2 separate regions of the Homo sapiens genome follow, and region 2 is linked to region 1. Evidence: read pairs that join two places in POLR2A ChIA-PET (ENCODE). Cell type or tissue: GM12878. All regions are shown on one strand. Each heading gives the region's core, and the rest is flanking DNA. Links, peaks and the distances in the headings are about the cores only. Region 1 has its middle 46 kb from the start of PIP4K2A. Region 2 overlaps PIP4K2A (phosphatidylinositol-5-phosphate 4-kinase type 2 alpha).

The links. ChIA-PET counts read pairs that join two places held together with the same protein. Peaks named below come from ENCODE experiments on the same cell type or tissue, not always from the same donor. Only the 100,000 strongest peaks of a DNase experiment are listed, where the experiment ranks them.
Region 2: POLR2A ChIA-PET joins it to region 1 with 5 read pairs; 3 of 35 experiments call an interaction of 5 or more read pairs at or near these places.

The regions. Positions count from the first base shown.
Region 1 is chr10:22,756,697-22,765,299 of GRCh38, forward strand. No RefSeq gene overlaps it. Among named protein-coding and RNA genes, the nearest start is that of PIP4K2A, 46 kb to the left of the region's middle. In GM12878, for the core only: no CTCF peak of the experiment used is centred there; no DNase peak of the experiment used is centred there.
Region 2 is chr10:22,648,459-22,657,061 of GRCh38, forward strand. All of the region lies in intron 1 of PIP4K2A (phosphatidylinositol-5-phosphate 4-kinase type 2 alpha), which reads right to left. Among named protein-coding and RNA genes, the nearest start is that of PIP4K2A, 62 kb to the right of the region's middle. RefSeq lists an enhancer at 6,956-7,025. In GM12878, for the core only: no CTCF peak of the experiment used is centred there; a DNase peak (open chromatin) is centred at 3,309; H3K27ac peaks cover 635 bases.

The DNA.
Region 1 (8,603 bases), core at 2,927-5,426:
TTAAAGCATGACAATAAATTACATAACTTCATCTCAAATCTTGCTCTGTGGGAAGGTTGATATGAATCGTTTGAAGAAACATGAAACAGATCCTAAAGACAGGCGATTTTTCATAGTGAAATGCAATTTTTTTTCAAGCTTCAAAGCAAAGGTTCCTTTTGTCATCTGCTTGATAGGTTATTTTTGACAGGATTTAACTTATTAAATTGTTCTCCTGCCCTTTCAAACGGTCTGGGCATAGGAGCTTGCTAGGGAAAATGATGAATGTTTGTTCTTAATTGAAATTTTGAAATAACCATGTGGCAAAGCATAGTGAATGCATTTGCTCTTCTGCAAAAGTTTCAAAAATGAGTGCCTTGTGTAGCACCACACTGATACTCAATAAGCAATACTAGGGTGATCTGAGGAATGAGTTAGAATAATCTGCTTTCTGGACCAGTATTTTTATAAAAGTGTTCTTTGTAGCTGTGATTAATCAAACTCTTCAAAGATTCTTTCTGTAATTTAGACATAATTCTTTCTTATTGATTAAGAACTATACCACATTATACCAATAAAAAGCGTGAATATGCCCATGAAAATTATTACATAATTATTTATACTAATAGAGAAACCTAATTTTTTGTTGGCTAACAAAAAGTTGCTGAATTTTCAGCATCACAGTTTCAAAAGATTTCCGTTAAATTGTGTGAAGTTGAGAAATGTAAGCAATTGAATTGTGATGTAGATCGAAGGACTTTGCTGGTGCTATATAAGCTGTATTCTAGTTGCATAAACATGTTAATTAGTGAAATATACTTCTTATCAAAAACTTAATAAAATAGAATATTAAAAGGATGCAGAATTTTCTAAAAATTTAATTGCCATGCAACACTTTTATAGCCACTGTCTCTAATGACTATCATTTCCTCTTCCAACTACATCTCACTTCACACAAATTCTGTGTCTGAAAAGTTGCCTTTGTGTTTTATTGTTATAAATTGAATCATATAGGTGCACTAGAGAAATTTGTTCTTTTAAAGAATCTGTGGGCTGAGGTGGGCAGATCACAAGGTCGGGAGATTGAGACCATCCTGGCTAACATGGTGAAACCCCGTCTCTACTAAAAGTACAAAAAATTAGCCGGGCATGGTGGCGGGCACCTGTAGTCCCAGCTACTTGGGAGGCTGAGGCAGGAGAATGGCGTGAACCTGGGAGGCAGAGCTTGCAGTGAGCCGAGATCGCGCCACTGCACTCTAGCCTGGGTGACAGAGCAAGACTCCGTCTCAATAAAAAAAAAAAAAGTCTATGGTAACTCATTTAGGAAAATGTGAATAGCTACTGCCTAAATATCATTTTGTAATTCTGAATTTGTCTAGAACATGTGAGAGAAGAAGAAAAGTTGGGGAGAAGGGCACCAACAATGATTGAATATCTTTTGGGGCAGGCATCTCATGTGATCTCCCAACAATATGCAAATTAGATATCCTCACCCCATTTACAGAAGAGAACACTGCTCAAGTCCACATAGTTAATAGTGGAAAAAAATTTTGATGACAAGATTTCAATATTACATATGATCATATATATCTTTATTATGAAGAATGTCATGTACTATAATTTCAAATGTAGTATAGTTGGCCCTCTGTATCCATGGGTTGCAAATTTGTGGATTCAACCAACCACTGGTTGAAGATATTTGAGAAAACTAACAGGATGGTTCCATCTGTACTGAGCACATACAGACTTGTTTTCTTGCCATTATTCCCTCAACAATACCGTATAGTAATTATTTACATAGCACTTACGTTGTTCTAGGTATTATAAGTAATCTACACATGATTAAAAGTATATGGGAAGATGTGTTCAGGTTATACACAAATACTACCCCATTTTATATTAGGGACTTGAGCATCTTTGAATTTTGGCATGGGGGAGTGGGCTGTGGGGAGGGGGTGGGGGTGAGGGTTGATCCTGGAACTAATTCCCCGAGAGTACTGAGGGATGACTGTAATTCATTCTTCCCATCACTCAGATTAAAAAATTATTAAGACTGACATATTTGCTTCATCTCTCTTTTCTTTTACTTTTTTAAGTTTGCTGAAGAATTTTTAAGCGAGTGCCAGATGTATAATTTTACCTCGACTTATATCAATATCCATCTCTAAAAAACGTGGACTTTAAAAACTAACAACAATACCTAATCAATTAACAATAATTCCTTGGCATCATGTAAGAGTCAGTCCATAATTAATTTCCCTAATTGCTTTCAAAATACCTTTTCTTCATGCTGTTTTTTCACATCAAATTATAAGCATGTATTTTAATAAGACGACTGACTGTGTTCCTGTGATTCCAGAAAACAGCGATGATGCCGAGGCGAGATCTCCGGTCTCAACAACTAATGGTTGTTTGCAAACATTAAACCATTATGCAAAGTATGATGTAATGTGCTCAGATGTGTGAATTTCATAGTCCATCAATTAAAAGAAAAAAATTGGCAAGATCCATCCTTTTTTTTTTTTTTTTTTTTTTTTTAGTTTAGTTTTGTTCTTTAAAAAGAGGGAAAATAGGGCCGGGAGCAGTGGCTCACGCTTGTAATCCCAGCACTTTGGGAGGCTGAGGCGGGTGGATCACCTGAGGTCAGGAGTTCGAGCCCAGCCTGACCAACATGGAGAAACCCTGTCTCTACTAAAAATACAAAATTAGCCAGGCATGGTGGCACATGCCTCTAATCCCAGCTACTCAGGAGGCTGAGGCAGGAGAATCGTTTGAACCCAGGAGGCGGAGGTCACAGTGAGGTGAGTTCGTGCCGTTGCACTCCAGCCTGGGCAACAGGAGCCAAGACTCTGTCTCAAAAAAAAAAAAAAAAAAAAGAGGGAAAATATATAATCTACCAACACTTTTATTTCATTTTTCAGAAGGACATTTTAATCCCCGAAAGTAGGAAAACTTCATTTCACAATGACAGGTCTTCTAGGAAAGGACATTTAGTAAATCTGGAAATGTTTTTTAGAATATGGATTTGCCAGTTAAAAAAATAATTCAAAATTATTAATGTTGGGGCTGGGCGCAGTGGCTTATACCTGTAGTCCCAGGACTTTGGGAGGCCAAGGCAGACTAATCACTTGAGCCCAGGAGTTCATGACCAGCCTGGGCAATATGGCGAGATCTTATCTCTCCTAAAAATACAAAAAAACTAGGTGGGCATGGTGGCATGTGCCTGTAGTCCCAGCTATTCGAGAGACTGAGGTGGGAGGATCACTTGAGCCTGGGAAGTTGAGGCCGCAGTGAGTGGTGATGGCACTGCTGCACTCCAGCCTGGGTAACAGAGTGAGACCCTGTCTAAAACATAAAAAAAATTGACATCAAATGTTGCAAGTATATGGTGAAAAACATTATTCAGTATACCTAGGATCAAAAGAAGCTGCATAATGCAGTGATTGAGCTTACAGGGTCTGGAGTCAGACAGACCTGACCACTTACTTGACCTTTTAATACTTTAGTCTTCTCATCTGTCAAATAGGATAACAACAGTTCTTACTCCTAAGATTCTTATCAACAGGAATGTAAAATATCTAACACATTATTTGGCACATAGTATGTACTTAACAAATTCTAGCTAATTATTAACTTCTGAATATTCAGACAGCATGACCAAAGAACATAAACAAACTCAGCCTCTCTTCTGGACTTGGTTTTCATAGAACTTGGAAGGTTGGTGGGGAAACTCCATTTTTATCTTCTCAAGTCAGATGATTGTTTTTGTCAGCCTGCTGTTGTGTAGAGCGGGTAGAATTAATGATAGCTCTAGGGGGATGTATTTGAAAAGAAGAGCATATTAAGTGTTGACAGGGTTCTTTCTTTCTTGTTTGTTACATATTTTGGTGACTAAGTAGCAAAGCCTTTCTAAGTATGTCTTCCAAGTTGACATGCTAGTCATATTTTCTAAGCTTTTCCATAATTCCCTCCTAACTTTTCTAAGGACTATAGAGTTGATTTAATAAAAACAAATTCATTGTTATAGATTGAAAAACTGGCCGGGCGCAGTGGCTCACACCCGTATTCCCAGCACTTTGGGAGGCCAAGGCGGGCGGATCATGAGGTCAGGAGATTGAGACCATCCTGGCTAACACTGTGAAACCCCATCTCTACTAAAAATAGAAAAAAATTAGCCAGGCATGGTGGTGGGTGCCTGTAGTCCCAGATACTTGGGAGGCTGAGGCAGGAGAATGGTGTGAACCAGGAGTCAGAGTTTGCAGTGAGCGGTGATTGCACCACTGCATTCCAGCCTGGGTGACAGAGCAAGACTCCATCTCAAAAAAAAAAAAAAAAAGAAAAAAAAAAAGAAAAACCGAGGTACAAAATAATTCTATAACTTGCTTAACCATAATAATAGCTAACGTATATTGAGACTTAACCTTCTGACTGCTTTATGTTAATCTTCTCTCATATGACCCTCGAAGCAATACTGGGAGGTTGGTGTGATTTCACCCTCATTTTAAAGACAAAGGAAACTGAGGCGCAGGGAGGTTAAGAAACTTGCCCAGGATCATAAAGCTGGTAGATGTGAGTGTCAGGATCCATGCTGGGCCGTCTGGTTTCAGAGTGTGTGTTCTTAATCCCTCTAAATGTGACTTCTCATGGGATGTTTAGCATGAATGACTCAGATAAGGCTTGGGCTCTAGTCCCTCATTTATCGAGGTATCTTTTCCTTGGTTGTGGTAGTATTTCTTCACTGGTATCTCTTTCTCACCTCCCTTTTTTATTTTTTGAGACAGGTTCTCACTCTATTGCCTAGGCTGGAGTGCAGTGATGTGAACACGGCTCAATGCAGCCTCGACTTCCTGGGCTCAATTGATCCTCCCATCTCAGCCTCCCAAGTAGTGGGGGCTATAGCTGTGCACCAACCATGCCCAGCTAATTTTTGTTACTTTTTGTAGAGATGAGGTTTCTCCATGTTGCCCAGGCTGGTCTCAAACTCCTGAGCTCAAGCAATCTGCCTGCTTTGGCCTCCCAAAGTCCTGGGATTAGAGATATGAGCCACCAAGCATGACCTCATCCCAAATTTGTAAAAGAAAACTAAAGGACAAGATCTTTGTGTGAATCATCTCCCTATCATTCCCTCCTTCTCCATATGTCAGCACCACCAACTGCAACATCAGCAGAAGATACATTAAGTGGAATCCTCTTGTGTTCAAAGAGCAGCTCATCACCACAGCTGGAGTTAGGGGATGAAGAGGGGGAGGTGGGCAGGCCCCCTCCAACTCCTGTGAGCTGCCACATCTGGTCCCCTCTCTCTTTCACCCCCTGAGCCAGGAATGCAAACCAGAGGCAGTCTCCACCCCTCCATCAGCCCCAGGACCCCACTGTACCTCTTTGTTGTTTCACAAAGATGTGTTTGTTCGATCTTTCCATCTCCTCATTGTTTCTCTCTAAATAGAGAGAGAGAGATGAGGGCAGAGGAGGAATTGCAATCACACCCTTCAGAGGGGGAGAGACCAAAATACCATCCCATGCTTGTCAAAGGCACATTTCCTCAAAATGTCTCCTAACTGAAATTCACACTTTTTCTCTTCTTGTGCTCTTTAATCTGATTGATTGTGTGGGTATCTGAGGGAGCAGGGCTGTCCATTCAGAATTCATTTTGGCCACATAATGCTGTGATCGTGGCCTAATTCTGCACATAAAACCCAGGTTTTGATTGAGGACAAGATTTTTAAAAAATTCTTACACATAGTTATCTTATGGTCATTAGGGGATTAGAGAGATGCTTTTAGGAAAAAGAAGTAGCTGGAAAGATATTATAGGAGCCGTCCATTTGAGCAAAAAAGTATTTTTGAGACTAGAATTCCAGTCAAAAGTTTGGCTGAATGCAGTGGCTCATGCTTGTAATTCCAATGCTTTGGGAGGCCAAGGTGGGAGGATTGCTTGAGCTCAGGTGTTTGAGACCAGCCTGGGCAACATAGCAGGACCCTATCTCTACAAAAAATTAAAAAATTAGCTGGGGCTGGGCGTGGTGGCTCACACCTGTAATCCCAGCACTTTGGGAGGCTGAGGTGGGCAGATCACGAGGTCAAGACAGCGAGACCATCCTGGGCAACATGGTGAAACCCTGTCTCTACTAAAAATACAAAAATTAGCTGGGCGTAGGTGGCATGCACCTGTAGTCCCAGCTACTCGGGAGGCTGAGGCAGGAGAATCACTTGAACCCGGGAGGCAGAGGTTGCAGTCAGTCGAGATTGTGCCACTGCACTCCAGCCTGGCGACAGAGCGAGACTCCATCTCAAAAAATAAAGAAAAGAAAAGAAAAGAAAAAATTAGCTGGGTGTGGTGGTGCACGCCAGTAGTCCCAACTACTCAGGAGGCTGAGGAGGGGAGGATCGCTTGAGCCCAGGAGATGGAGGCTGCAGTGAGCCATGATTGTATCACTGTACTCCAGCCTGAGCAATAGAGCAAGACCCTGTGTCTTTTTAAAAAAAAAAAGTTCTTAAAAAAGTTCCTGTTCTTTAAAAACCTTCCTTTGATTCTTTTACTGGATTTAAATAATGTCATCTCTTTCAGATTAGATTTTGATGGTGATTTCTTTGCTTTCCTCAGAATATCTAAAGGTTTATATCAGCTATGCACATAACCCAAGTTTGACCAGTTTTCGATTGTTTCACAATGTGGTCCATGCTCTGGGGTTTATATCCCTGGGGAGGACTGGTGGGCTCCCCTGACGAAGCATAACTGGATGAAGGGGAGGAGGGTCCCAAGGCACAGGGAGGTTAATAGGTACAAAAATACAGTTAGATAGAAGGAGTAAGTTCCAGCCTTCTGTAACACAATAGGGTGACTCTAGTTAACAAGAATTTATTGTAAATTTTAAAATAGCTAGAAGAGATTTGGAAATGTTCCCAAACACAAAGAAATGATAAATATTTAAGGTGATTTGGCTTCCCATGGCACCATGAGGAAGAAGATGATGAGGATGGAGCCCAGAGGGCAGATGGCACATGCACTTAGGAAGTAGAATTGAGAAAATGCAGTGATCAATTTGAGGTGATCAATAACCCTGATTTGATCATTATACACTGTATGCTTGTATCAAAATACCACATCTCCCATAAATATACACTATTATGTTTCAATAAAAATATATTTTAGAAAAAGAATGAGTGTTGGCCAGGGGTGGTGGCTCACACCTGTAATCCCAGTACTTTGGGAGGCTGAGGCAGGTAGATTCCTTGAGGTCAGGAGTTCAAGACCAGCCTGGCCAACATAGTGAAACCCTGTCTCTATTAAAAATACAAAAATTAGCCAGGCAAGGTGGGGTGCACCTGTAACCCCAGCAACTCGGGAGGCTGAGGCAGGAGAATCGCTTGAACCTGGGAGGCAGAGGTTGCAGTGAGCCCAGAGCTCCCCACTGCACTCTAGCTCGGGCAATAGAGTGAGACTCCATTTCAAAAACAAAAACAAAAAAAAAAAAAAGAAAGAAAGAAAAAGAATGAGCGTTGAAGGAGAACAACGAGTCCAGAGATGAGTGGGCAGGGTGGCTGGGAGGTGAAGGGTTCCTGTGGGATGGCACTGGGGGTGGGTTGTGCTGCAGTTGTGCAGTGGGGCAGGGGTGGTGCTGGGACACTGGGAAGAAGCTGACCAGGGAAAGGTCTTTTGTGCACAGCAAGCTGCCTTCACTTCATTCTGATGCCATGGGGAAACAAGGAAGGGGTCCATACCCTATGCAGTGTGATAGCTATGATCACAGTTTTGTTTTAGTATGATCCCCTTGATCTGGGAAAAGGGCTTCCCATTTTGGAAGCAAACTTGAAGGAGGCCAGAGAAGACCCTATTGCAGCTATTCACATAAGAGGCCATTAGGTCCTAAGGTGAGGCGATGGTGTGGATGGAGCCCAGAGGGCAGATTCCACATGAACTTAGGAGGTAGAATTGAGAGGACATGGTGATAAATTGGATGTGATAGGCAGGGAAAGGAAAGGACCTAGGGTCCTTTGTTTAATTAAGTTTTGGCATTTATGACTCGCTGTGTTATTCCCAGTTATGACCTACAGAGTAAATCAAAATAATAACACAGACAAATAAGCCTGAGAAAGGGTTCAGTCAATGATCCAGGAGGGAGGAGCCGGATGTGAGGATCAAGAATCAAGCAAAACAACTAGAGTGCCAGGAACAGAAACTCAGGCTTCCAAGATGGGAGGAATCTGACAATTCTGCCAAACACTATCTAATTCACCCAAGACTGTTGAAGATGGCTGCACTCTCATCAGTGGTTAAGACCCACAGGTCTTCAGGGAACTTTAAAACTTCATCTCAGGCAAAATCTTCTGAAATGTGACATGAAATTGGTGGTAGTCCTATGGAGAAGGAAGCCTGCATTATATAGTTCCCCTAAATGACAAGCTGTGTACATGTAACACACATGCACACACACATATTGTGAGGGTGTCTTCATTTGAAGTTAACTGCTAGGAAACAGGCCATCACTTTATACTAGGCATTGATGTTCTCACATCCAGGGGTCATTGATGCACAGGGATCTTTTTGTCTCTTTGGCATGTACAGTATATGTCAGCTCTAACAAGTTCTCCATCTATTCCACATGGAAAGGGAAGTCCAAGACTGTT
Region 2 (8,603 bases), core at 2,354-4,853, 110 kb before region 1:
TTTATGAATGTCTTTGAAAATCTTTAACCACTTGTTACAGATAATGAATATTTTGCCTTTTCCAAGTATTTTCCTCAGACTGGAAAACACTCTTCCTGTCATTTCATACTATCTCTGATTTTGCAGGAGGAGCCCTGAAACATGTGACCTTTTCTTATGCAGTTTATCTCCAGGAAGAACAGAAAACTGATTAACCACAATCAGACATTAAAAAAATTCCCTGGCTCTTGTGGTCTGAAACAGGCACATTTCCTTCACACGCTTCAAGGAAACAATTGAATGTAACTATTTAAAACATACTCCCAAGCTTAATGAGCAAGAAGCAACTTTGCCAGACCACAATGTCTTTAAGAGATCAATTTGGCCAATGAATACTAGAGAGGATACACATTCCTGAAACAGAAAGCAATTCAGAGATACTTGTGATCATCAGAACGTAGCCCAAAGCCATGCCATTTGCTTGAGGGCAGAAAGCACATTCTAGGACATCAGTATCATACTTTCAAGAATTAACCCTCTGATTTCCCATAAAATACCAGTTTTTAGAGCCAGAAAGCACTAATAAAAATAATTTACTAATCTGGGCACTGGAATATTTTCACTAATAGTTCAAATTTGAGTTTAGCTATATGTCATCAATTTATAAGAATAAAAATTTATCCAAAACTTCTTGCTGTTGCATGCATTTGTTTAATGGATTCTCTAGAAGGCTTCGCCAGATTCTAAATGTTCCATCATACATTTATTCACCAGTTATCAAGCAACTTATGAATAATTTAACATGTTCCTGTATTCCACGATCAGATGGGTCTATAATGTCTGTTTCTTTCTCCTTTGACTATAGATTTTCCAGCTCCCCAAAAGTTTCTTTATTGTTTTAAGTTCACACTTTTAAAATATTAACTTGGCTGTCAAATGAATCATCTTCCACATAAAAGGGCTGAGTGAGTGGAGTTACTGTTGAACTTGAGAAAAACCCCTGAGCCAAAACACGTGTCAAACGGCCATCTCTTTTCCACCTAAGCGCCAAGTTGCACCCGGCACAGTGCAAGGGGCCAAGACCAGGAGAAGAAAACATGCTCCCTGTCCTCCAGGAGCTAATAAAATAACTAGTGGGTGACACTGCAGACACAAGGAAGGAAGAAGTCTGAAAGCATTAGCACACGCAGGCTCATGGTTAACCCGAACATCCTGACTTAGCTCACCTCCAAGGGAGGGGCATGCTCCCTCAGCGGCAAGACCAGGAACGGGGTGGACAGCTACATAATGGGACAGATTTACTCAGTAAGAGGGATGGCCATACCCACATCAGTCTCCTCGCTAAATTACACAGCACAGGCAGGTGGAAGGACCTGCCCCCAGGAAAAATACTTATGTAGATTCATTCTTCAGCAAACGATATCAGCCCTACTTTTTTCCTCTATTTCCTTTATGGCCATTCATATCCCTCTCCCATCCCATCAGGTACAAAAGTTCCCCTGTATCGCTGCAAGAGAATGGCAGGAACACCCAGAGTTCATGGTTCTATCTGCCTTCCTCATTAGTCCATCAACTCCTTGGGGACAGGGACTGTGTATCTCCCCAGAACCCATCCATGGGATTTGGCTCAAACATTTGACCAATAAAACTAAGTGTGTGTCCAAAAATCTTCTAGGCTATTCCAGAATCCCAAGTGGCCTGCCTTGTGGGCCACTCCCTTAGGGACTTCCCAGGTGACCCAGCTCTGATGATCTATCAGAGGTATTTACAAGCAGGTGTGAAGGTTTTACAGTCATATCACTTACCGTTTTTTAGCCTCAGTTTTCTTTTTTCTGAGACTGGGTATCCCTTTGTCACCCAGACTGGAGTATATAGTGACATGGCCACAGCTCACAGCAACTTCGACTTCCCGGGCTCAAGGGATCCTCCAGCCTCAGCCTCCGGAGTAGCTGGGACTACAGGGGCATGACACTACACCCAGCTAATTTTTGTAGAGATGGGGTTTTGCCATGTTGCCCAGGCTGCCTCAGTTTTCATAACTATAAAATGGAAGAAGGAATATCTGCCCTATGTAGTCCACCATGAAATACAGAGCACTCTATACACAAGAGAACCTATTTGAGCTCAATTTTACTGTGATATTGTGAACAAGCTGGACTTCTCGCTTCAATATATACTCTCACTTAGGTGCCACTCGCGGTATAGCAAGAAAGTTAATGTTCTCAACAGAGATAAACTCATTCTTTATTTTAAATTAACTTCTCCAGGCACAGCCTAGCTGCTAGCAGGATGAGATACATGAACCAACTTCTATACTTTCTAGAAATGGTCTATTTCCAAACAAAAAGATTACTTCCTAAACTAGATGGAGAGTTTCTTCTTTTTGGAAATCTACTGGGTTTTTTTTTTTCCCCTACCTTTTACTGGCTGGCTGTTCCTGCTCTAGCCTGCTTCTACATGTCCAAGTGGTCTGGCTCGAGCCACCTCAGGCCACGGCCTCTCAAGCCTACCTGGTTCACCACCGGACTTTAAATCTCATCTGGAAGTGACAGCTCCCAGATTTGTAGCTCTAGCTCCTACCCACTCTCTGAGCTCCAGACTTCCACGACCAATGGCTTTCTTAACATCTCCATTTAGAGGGCTAAAAAGGCACTCTTACCACAAAGTTAATTATGCCAGAAAACCATGCCCTGAGTCTGGATGAGTGGATGTCTAGTTTCTCTCCACCTCCTAAGCCCCACCAGCTATCTGGACTCACTAAGTCTGTCCACCAAGCAGACCCTTAACTGGTCTCCTGCCTTTCACTCTGTCCCTCCTCCAAGCCTTTCTCCCAATTGAGGCGGCTGTGATTGTTTAAAAGCACTCATCTGCCACTATTCCCAGCCTCAAAAGATGACTTCCAATTGCTCTTAGGAAAAATCCTTTTGGTGACCTCAAAGCCCTACCTGACCCCACCTTGTCCCCAACTCTATGCCCTGTGGCCTTTCACTCCGATCACCCCGGCCTTTGCTCTGTTCTCCCAGCGAGCCTGGGGCCTCCCACGCAGCAACTCTGCCTGGAATTCTCTCACTCCCTCACTCTGCTTCTCCTGGCCAGCTCTCAGCTTAGATGCATCTTCCTCCAGGAGACTTCCTAGGCGTCCACACCACCTCCACTTTAGACTCTGTCCCCTTATTATTTACTTCTAAGCATTGTGAACCTGTCTTTTAGCCTTATGCAGTTGTCATCATTGGTATTTGTATGATGTATCTGACATCTGTCTCCCGGACAGTGGAACCGGTGAGAGCAAGGCCACGACTACTGAGGTCTGTGCTGGTGCCCGGGAGGCAGCTCAGTGGCTGCAGGGTGCCAAGGACAGATGCGTGGGCGACCCCTCACTGCTTGTGTGACTTCCTGTGCTGCTTTGGCTGGGGAACTGAAAATTAATTTCTCAGATTTCCTTGCTACTAGTGATCTGGATATAAAATAATGATTCCCCACCTGCTAGCACTATCCAGAGCTGCTTTTTCAGCATTTGCAGAGACTGAGCCACTATTAATACTCACTAGTACATTTAATGCCTTGCTATCTAAATCAGCTCCTGTAGATTCTGTATTATTTAACTGAGCCCTGTAACTGATACAGTGCTTAATTTGTGTTGAATAACCACTAATAGTCATGAAATAACTGAAAAACTGCACACAAATTTTTTTTTTTTTGAGACAGACTCTTACTCTGTCACCCAGGCTGGAGTGCAGCGGCATGGTCTTGGCTCACTGCAACCTCTGCCTCCTAGGTTCAAGCCAAGCGATTCTCCTGCCTCAGTCTCCCGAGTAGCTGGGACTACAGGTGCGCACCACCATGCCTATTTTTTTGGTATTTTTAGTAGAGACAGGGTTTCACCATGTTGCCCAGGCTGGTATTGAACTCCTGACCTCAAGTGATCCGCCTGCCTCATCCTCCCAAAGTACAGGGATTACAAGTGTGAGCCACCATGCCAGGCCTCAATTTTTAACTATCCACTTTAGCAACTGTCTGATAATAAAACACTGAATTGTGACATTTTGAGACATCTCCCTCTGCAAAGCAATGTCTTCGTAGTAATCAACACTGTAGTTATAATAAATCTAAGACATAACTGAAGTCAAAGTACCTGTAATTATCTAGCATATTATTTCACAGGCTGAAGGTACATTTGCTTTTAAAATACGCAAATGTGTATTAAAACCAAAAATTTAAAGTCTGTCACTGTGTGGTAAATTCATCTTGCAACTCAGGTTACACAAACATCTAAGTTAAGAAATGTTATGTTCTTAATGAAAAATACACAATGAATTCCCAACTGAAAACGCTGCTCCTTGTTCTGGTTCAATGCTGCTTGAAACGTTTATGAAGGGTCCATCGCAGTGGCTCACGCCTACAAGCCCAGAGCTTTGGGAGGCTGAGGCTTGAGGATCACTCGAGCCCAGTAGTTTGAGACCAGCCTGAGTAACATAATGAGACCCCCATCTCCACAAAACCACAAAAATAAGCTGAGAGTGGTGGTACACACCTTCAGTCTGAGCTGCTCAGGAGGCTGATGTGGGAGGATGGCTCGAGCCCGTAAGTTTGAGGTTGCAGTGAGCTATGATGGTGCTGCTGCACTCCGGTCTGGGCAACAGAGTATCTCAAAAAAAAGAAAGAAGGGTTTATGAGAAAGGACCACCCCCGGGGGTATGAATCATACTGTACACTAAGTTAAGGGCCACTCTACCAAAGACAACTCTAAGAAGAAAAATAGTTTCAAAGAATAAAGAAGAAGATATGGAAAAGGTGAAAACTCCTCCCCTCTTGCCTCAGGTGGGGGGCAGTACGTGGGAGGTAAGGAAATGAAGGAAGGCAGTGCATGACAGCCAAGCCAGGCCACTTCCTTCCTTCTCCTCCACCTCTTTCTACCCAGTGTCACACTGCAGGATACCGTAAGACCCTGGGCCACTTACTCTAAAACTTCAACATCTCTTTGTCTTCCTGACAGTTTCACTGGGGAAAGTGAACTGTCAGCAACAACAGGCTCACCTTCCACTCATCTTAATCTTTCTCTTAATGATTCAATTCAGCAGATGCACACTGGGAAGGCAGGGGAGGCAGACAGAAGAAAGGAGGTAGGGCCCTGGTGCTTTGGAATTTCCAAAATTGCTCAGTCCATCCTACGCACCTAAAGTTAGTGGAGATTTGGGATCGGGCATGGTGGCTCACCCCTGTAATCCCAGCACTTCGGGAGGCTGAGGTGGGTGGATCACTTGAGGCCAGGAGTTCGAGACCAGCCTGGCCGGCATGGCGAAATCCTGTCTCTACTGTAATCCCAGCTACTCGGAGGCTGAGGCAGGAGAATCGCATGAATCCAGAAGGCGGAGGTTGCAGTGAGCCAAGATTGCGCCACTGCACTCCAGCCTGGGCAACAGAGTGAGACTCCATCTCAAAATAAATAAATAAATAAACAAAATTAGTGGAGATTTGGGAAAGGTCTGTATTCTGAAGAACTGGCAATCTGCAGATCGGTGTTAATACCAAGAGAAAACAGCTGCTGTCTCTGAAGTGCCCAAGCATTTTATAAACAGTGGTTTTTTGGTGAGTGCAGCAGTGTCTCTCCTCACTATGGGGCTTAGATTTAATAAATGGACGAAAGGAAACCCTGCAGTGAGGGGTTCTGGAATGGCAATGACTTTGCTGGCCGCAGATGCCCAAGGCCATTAATATTTCCAACTTAATTTTGAAAAACACATGTTTCCGTAAATTTTTCAGGAAAATTTAATCTCATAATTTTTAAAAATGCTATGAAAATATTCAAGGTTGAATTATTTTATTTCCTCAAGGTGAGCTGGACACTCACTCAGATTAAACTTCCCCCTAGCAGAAATATCCACTATTAAGGAAATGAAAAACACAGCTCTCACTTTCCAAGAATTTACCATGTGTGGAGAAAAAAAAGACGTGTAAAAATAGATACTCAGAGTGGGCAAATGATCCAAATCGTAAGTACAAAAAGCTAAAAATTGGAGAATCTTAGTAACAACGACATCTGTGAAAGGCGTTCTTAACATGGGCTAAGATTTCAGGATCAAAAGGGCAACAGAAGGGAAAGGGGTTAATAAGACCAAACAGTGCTAGTGAAGCTGTCGCTGAGAAACAATGTCTTCAGAGACAGGTGAGTTTTAAAGTGATTCAGGGGTAGTCAAGTGTGCATTCCCAAGAAAGGGTCTGGTCCAGCTGCTGGTCATGGTGGGGAAGCCCTGCAAGCTGGAGTTGGGAGACCAGGGTTGTATAATTCTGGGCAGTTAACACCTCTGAGCCCTCCCCTCACATATTTTAATAGGGATGATGGCATCATCCAGCTATATCTCAAGGCAGCAAATGAGATGTGTGCGACTGCTTTGAAACCTATGAAAGGTTTTACCTGTGAAAGTTCAAATTAAAGCAAATCAAAGAAGGCTACGGCAAAAGTGGGCCTGGGGCTTTACCCAAGGAAAATGCAGGGGACAGAAATGAGTGGACTGAAAAAACAGTGCACCAGGAGGGTGGCTCACACCTATAATCCCTACTTTAGAAGGCCAAGGAGGGAGGACCACCTGGGGCCAGGAGTTTGAGACCAGCCTGGGCAACAAAGTGAGACTCTGTCTCTAAAAAAGAAAATTTAAAATTTAAAAATGAAAATGGAAAAAGGAAATTGTGCCTCAAGAGGCAGGACAGAGGACATACACAAGGTAAATTGATAGAAGCCCTGGGATACCACCAGGTGGAAAAATAACAATTTGACTCAATTGAAACACTTTGCAAAATACCATCTCTAAGGCAGAGGTCTGAAGATTTTTAAGAAAAGCTGAAGCTCTTAACCCAGTGTAACAGGCACCGATCCCTGTCTATGCAGCCATGCACAAGATGAGATCTTCAGAGCTGGAGCCCTCGGCAGGAGGTGGAGGTCTGTTTGTGACTGCTGCCCTGCCTTCCAGAACCATGGTAATTTATGTTTCTTCTCTGCACAAGCCTGACGCCCCATATTTCAAATGCTGTCTCTTGATTTAGCCAGTTCACAGCTGTGCGGTCTTTTTCATTTGTCTTAAAATTACAGGTAAGTATAAAGAACAGAAACAACCACATATCTTTTTGATGTATTTCCTTCTAGGCTTTTGTGTTCTAAGTTGTTTGCAGATGGCTGAACTCATCCTGTAAACAATTCTGCAGCTCAGCGTTTCTCATTTAAAAATTCTTCCAAATATTTTAATGAGTAGGTGCTCAACAACTATTTATTAAAATGTAAACATGACTGGATGGCTAGAAAACATTCCGACATGCATCTGTACCACGATTCGCTTACTTACTCATTTATTGACTGTTGCTGAAGCATACCCTGGCTTTTTACCAAATCTGTGATTTGTGCAAGAGTGGAGTTTCCGGGTTCCTGTGTCAGCCTTAAGAGCTGAGTGTGTTGTGCTGGGTGTGTTGTGTAGTGTTGCATCGTTCCACTGGAGGGGCACAAAGCGCTGGAGTGGGCATCAATTCCAACTCCAGGCATTCCCCCATTAGCATCTTGGGGGAATCAAACCAAGAATCCACCAATCCTTAAGGGGCAAGTTCCTATCGATCTGCTCTACGGAGCATTAAGACCTCAATGACCCCAGACCTTGCTGCCATCCTCCTCTCAACTCCTATGGCACATTTAATGAAATAATATAGAATTACTCCTAAGTGTTTCATCTCATGTTATTGTTTCCTCATGGATGAGTTCTGACTCCCGTGTGAGGGACACCGGCTGTTCCCGCTCCTCCACATCTACTCAGCTCCTTCTGGTTAGTGTCCTGTGTCCCCACCTGGGGCACCGGCCCCTCTCGAATTCCCAGTCCAGCTCCAGAAGTGGGAGAGGGGAACTGTGCCTAAAAAAAATAAGCACTTCCCATTCCCCTGGACACGACAACTGCTTCAGGGACAGACGTATGACCCAATTTGGGGTAAGGACAGTCAGGCCTAAGACTTTCATTCCACTGTTAAGGGAAGAGACACTGTCTTGCTGGACTCAGTGGTGAACACGGTAAGGCTGGAGCTGCTGAGACCATCTTGCTGCTACAAGGGTGCAAATAAAGGCACGGTGGTTCACACCTGTAATCCCGGCACTTTGGGAGGCTGAGGCGGGTGGATCACCTGAGGTCAGGAGTTTGAGGCCAACATGGTGAAACCCCATCTCTACTAAAAGTAAAAAATTTGCTGGGTGTGGTGGCGGGTACCTGTAATCCCAGCTATTCAGGAGGCTGAGGCAGAAGAATAGCTTGAACCTGGGAGGCGGAGGTTGCAGTGAGCCGAGATCGTGCCACTGCACTCCAGCCTGGGTGAGAAGAGCCAGACTCCATCTCAAAAAAAAAAAAAAAGCAAAGAAAAAAGAAAGAGCCAGGCCATGGTAAACTATATGAGACTCTAGGTAGAACTACACCTGGATTTTTTTTATACTTGAAGTTCTCTTTCTGATCAAGTCAGTTTGAGTTATTTTATGTCACTTTCAAAACTGACTTTCAAAATAGAGTCCTAAATGATTCGCCAGTTAGATTCTAAACTCCCTGAGCTTGAGGAAGCCTCTTCCAGTTCCCAACGGGGCCAAGAGCAGTGTTCAGCATTTAATG